Regions from separate parts of the Homo sapiens genome. Here region 2 is linked to region 1. The links are chromatin loops, found by intact Hi-C in ENCODE. Cell type or tissue: Calu3. All regions are shown on one strand.

What was found. A loop is a pair of places that touch in the nucleus more often than their neighbours do. Peaks named below come from ENCODE experiments on the same cell type or tissue, not always from the same donor. Only the 100,000 strongest peaks of a DNase experiment are listed, where the experiment ranks them.
Region 2: a loop joins it to region 1, with 15 times the contacts of the local background. A loop is called at or near these places in 8 of 110 quality-filtered maps.

The regions. Positions count from the first base shown.
Region 1 is chr11:128,447,397-128,449,896 of GRCh38, forward strand. The region is part of intron 1 of LOC124902789 (a long non-coding RNA gene); the gene reads left to right. Among named protein-coding and RNA genes, the nearest start is that of MIR6090, 74 kb to the right of the region's middle. RefSeq lists an enhancer at 870-2,069. In Calu3, no CTCF peak of the experiment used is centred here; a DNase peak (open chromatin) is centred at 1,305.
Region 2 is chr11:128,209,602-128,212,101 of GRCh38, forward strand. LINC02098 (long intergenic non-protein coding RNA 2098) reads left to right here. Exons shown (of 4, transcript NR_146647.1): 2 at 2,037-2,118. Among named protein-coding and RNA genes, the nearest start is that of LINC02098, 2.1 kb to the left of the region's middle. RefSeq lists an enhancer at 746-1,247. In Calu3, no CTCF peak of the experiment used is centred here; a DNase peak (open chromatin) is centred at 1,090.

The DNA of each region.
Region 1 (2,500 bases):
GGTCATATTTTCCTGCTTCTTAGTATGCCTGGTAATTCTTTATTGGATGCCAGACATTGTGGACTGGGTGGATATTTTTGTATTCCTAAAAATACTCTTGAGTTAAGTTACTTGGAAATAGTTTGACCCTTTCGAGTCTTGCCTTTAAGCTTTATTTGGCAGGAACAGAACAGCATTTACTCTCGGGCTAATTTTGCTTTACTATTGAGGCAAAACCTTTCAGTACTATACCCAATGCCCATAAATTATAAAGTTCAAGAACAGGCAAAACTATGCCAATAGAAATCAGAATAGTGATTGACGGTAGGGTGTGGATATTGGAATTTTCTGGGGTATTGCTTACACAAATGTACCTATTAAAATTCATCAAACTGCTCAAAATCTGTGCATATCACTGTATATCAATTTTACCTCTATAAAAATCATGTTTGGTATCAAATATATGTGTACATAATTAAATGCTGAAAAGATTTATACTAAAATTTCAATAGTGAAGAATATCAGGTAGTTTTCTAATTGGCTTCTGAATATTTTCATGTTATCTAAATTTTCAATATATATAACCTTTTAAAAATACATAAAACTAATATTTAATGAAACAATTTAAGGGGGACTCTCTACCTTGTAGAATGGATAAAGGAGAGGAAACAAATATTTATTGGGCATTTGCCATGTATCAGGTCCTTTAAAAGTCACTTTATTACATGATTCTATTTAAACAATATAACAACTCTATCAAGTAGGTATTATCCCATTTGCAAAAGAGAAAACAGTGATTCAGACTTATGGTTATGTGTCCAAGGACCCTCAACTTGATCTTAGGTCTGCCTGCTTCTGAAGTCGGTATTTTGATTCTAAGAGAATTAAGCCCTCAAGACGGATTTCTGAAATTCAGAGAGTAAAGAATGCTTGGTAGGATAGAAGAATCCCAGAAATACATTACTGTCTACGAGCATAGGAATTGGCACATTGGACTCTGGGAGTTAACTATTAAAATGGGAAAGTGAATTATCCAAATGTCAGAGTCACAAATCAAGCACAGTTAATCTGAAACCCAAGAAAGTCTGACCTGAGACAAGGAAAGAGGTGGGTGGCTCAGAGGAAAAAAAAAAAAAAAAAAAACAAACCTAAGACCAAGTATGGCAGCCGGTGGGAGAGGGAAGAAAAGTGTTCCTTCCTTATAACCTGTAGGCAAGTTATAAAAACAAGGGTTGTTTTGTCCCCTGTCGGAGTGAAACCTCAGAGACCAAAGTTCAACGCTTTCAGGTTACGGGAATGGAAATGGTGAATTCCCTGTATCAGCTGCCTCCAGCCCAGGCAAGCCTGACTCACAGGTTGGTCACCTGTTTGGAATGGGCTGTGGGAGAGCACACCCATGAGGTTGCTCAGGGAGCAATGGGCCACAGCAGTTTTCCCTGTGAATTGTGTTCAGGTAAGACCCTGCAGTCAGACCAGCTCACTCCTCCTTTGCTATTTCTTTATATATAGTCTCTTTCCATTCCGAAAATGTACTCTGAGCCCTGGCCTTTAACAGCTTCATTTGTTTTCCTTCATCTCCCAGTTTACAACTGTGAAGGAAACATTCATTGATCAAGTTCTTTCAGCTTGGAATGGAGTCTCTGACTCCCAAAAATCTCTCCCAGGACCAACTGCAAGGGGGTAGTGGATCTAGGATTAAGGCTGGAGCCTGAAGCACTGCTGAGAATGGGGAGTCTGACACGTAATGACCTCCATATATACAAGCTGGTCAGTGCTCTCTCAGAGCCTGCATGTGGCTTTGTCCAGAGAATATGAATCCCAGTTTGAGCAGCAATATGGATCAGAGTTGGTAGAGAGGAAGATTGAGGCTCTCACACTAGGATGTCTTCAGCATCCTTCTTGTATCCTTGTGTGCAAAATGGGAGCCTGGGAAAGGAACTAGAAGAACTGAACCCCATCCCTCTGATACATACACATTGCTTTTTTCCTTCTTTATAGCATAGCTTGGCTGTCCAAATGTTCTGGCAGAGACCAAGCTCCAGGCTCAGTGGGGGGTTCTAATTTTCCATGGCTCATTCACTTCTGAGAACTTTGGCTCAGTTGCATAATGGGGGGCTACTTCCTGCCAGTTGTGGCCCTGTTGTGTGATACCTTCTGACACATACGTTTTTTTGAAAAAAGATTGTCTGCTGGGAACTGGACTGAAACCAACATATAACCGTTTGTTTCATACTGGTTAGGAAGCCACCAGGAAGGCCTACCCAAAGTGGTTTTAAATACATACACACACAGTCCTCTCCTCTTAGAGCCAAGAACAGGCCATTAGTGATGTGTTAGAAAATCCAGGCTGACCTTCTCAGTCATGAGGGAAGCTCCCTGGGCCCACCAGCAGGCTTTTGCCAAGAATGGGCTCCATCTTGAGCCCACAGCTCTTCCCTAGCTTCCCAGCAGAAGCAAGGGGAGAGTGGAGAAGTCAAACACTTCTTGAGCATTGCTTACTATATGTCAAGTTCTACCCTGG
Region 2 (2,500 bases), 240 kb before region 1:
TGTGTTACTGTTAATATTATGTTATCTTTAATCACTAGATGAAGTTGGAAGGCAAAAAATGAGTAAGGGGCTTGGAAGAAGAAATTTTCAATTCTTGTTTTGCTTTGTCAGTGACTTGCTCCTTGTCCCTTTTCGTCTTAAATATTTGTCCCTAGTTTCATTACTGGCAATGCCTTTTAATGAAAAAAGAAATGTTTTAATTAACCACAATAGTATTTGTTTATGTTAACTTAAAAATTACAGCATTTGCAAATTTTTAACTATAACCAAAATCAACAGCTAGCCTAATTTTAAAAAAGACTTTAGAATGCCTTGATATCTATTGGAACATTACATATTTGTGATCCATTTTACTTTCTACTGTTGAACAGCAGATCCTTCTGGTTCAAGAAAGGCTACGACTCCTTATTAAGTTGCTGTAGTATTGGCAAAATACAAACCAAACTCTATATTAGTGACCCTGTATTTATTTGTAAGAAAATTTAATCCATATGATTTTGAGTCATTGTCACTTACAGTAATACAAGCAAATCATGCTGCGTAAGTGCTACTTGATTTCCAAGATGCCTTTTGAACCACCTTTTGAGGTGGTCTTTTTTATTTAGGACAAGAAGGTTTATTTTTACTGGTTGAAAAAAGGCTCAAGTTTGAGTAAAAATATGGGCATTCATCAAAACAGAGGATGAAAAACAGACTTCTTCAGACAAGTAACAGCGTAAGTGTTGAGGAGTGTTCTAGACAGATAGACTGACTCAGCTGTGACATGTACACTTTCTGGGCAAAGATTAACCCTCCTGCCAGCATAAGCCGACAGTAATAAGCAAGTCAACTTTTCTTTTCCACATTGTCCAATGTAGACAACTGGTGACTGAATTAAAAATGCAAATCAAATTATTGTAAAGTGAATGTGTGTTGATTTTGTAACATTTATTTAGGTGGGAGAGCCAGGGTTTGAATCAGTCTTGTGTTGTCTGTTGAACTGGGTGCTGAATGGAATCCACCTAAACTGGCTCGTCCTCAAACTTCATACCAGAGCAATGAATCACCTTCAAAGCTAACTCAGGGAGCATATTGGCTCCAAAGACCATTAACCCTGGGAACTCCCCAACTGAAAGGTGGGACTGGAGAGATTTAGAACTGCTGGCTTGGAGTTGTGAGTCATGGTTGAATGCCAACAACCTGGCATAAATCACAGAAGCACTTGAATTTCACATTCATTACTTACAACAGTGTGGAAATTGCTCAACATTTATGGCAGACATGCATTCCACAGATATAAAAATAAAACTTTATTAGAAAACTTGATATTAAATTTAGACACTGAGAATTAAATTCCAGGAGAGCCAATCTTTATCAAATCATAAATAAGAAATAGAGTGGTTCCATTGTTTAACTTTTCTTTTTCATAATCTATATGGCTAAAAATCTTAATCAAAAGACATGACATTTAGAGACAAAAAAACATAGATTTAAGATCCTACTCTGCTGATCACTAGTTAATTGATGTTGGGAAATCACAAAACTCTCTATTGTAGCTTTAGTTTTTTCAGCCTAATGTGCATCATAGGGTTAACATCGAGATCCAATGAGGTACTATGTCTAGCAACCTTTTAGAGACATTAATTTAGAGTCATTCATTTATTCTTTGGATTATATGTGCAAAATTGAGAAAAAGGCGTAAGCACAAAATTTCATGTGACTAAAACTCAGGAATCTCTGAATATTTTTAATCTCTGTAGGAAAATGTTGTAAGATCTATAACACTGTATTTCAATCTGTTTCTAGGCATTAAGAACTTATTTGCCTCATAACCCAAATTCCTGCTCCCCAATAAAAAATGAGTAACATCAGGGTATAAAATGCCAGCTGGAAGAGTATTCGCAACCATATACAATGAAGAGTCACACTTCCAAGAAGAAAGCCGATGTCCCACTTCAGCATCAAATCTAAGACACTGCATTTCACTTTTTCTGTACAAATATCATAATCTGTTTGTTAATCTCTTGGTTTTATTTCAAAAATGAAACTATATTTAGAGAGGGAACAAATTCTACCAGTTGCTGTTGGAAGCAAAAGATCTTTTTCATTCTTGGATGCTTTATATTTGGACAGAGAAAGGTACATATTTGAACCATATGTGAATTCAAGTCTAATGTATTAGTTTGATTGTGCCAGAGTTCCTAGAGGGCTCCAGAAACCAAAGGATGTGGCTGTTCACCCTAATTTTGGAGAATTGAATGCCTTTGCTCACAGTAGGAATCCAGAATAGAACGTAGCAACTTCTGTTCCTCATGATTTTGTATACTCCATCCATAATCATCTGTCCTCATTCCAGACGCTAGCTTGGTTTACCGTATGGTAGCAAAATCAGTCAGTTTTCATTTTCTCGGGGAGAGAGGAGACTACTGGCAGGAGGAAGAGGAAGGCAGAGTAGAATGACAAAATTGTGTGTGTGAAACATGGCTGCTCAGCCCAGTACTAGCAATAGCAATCATTTTGC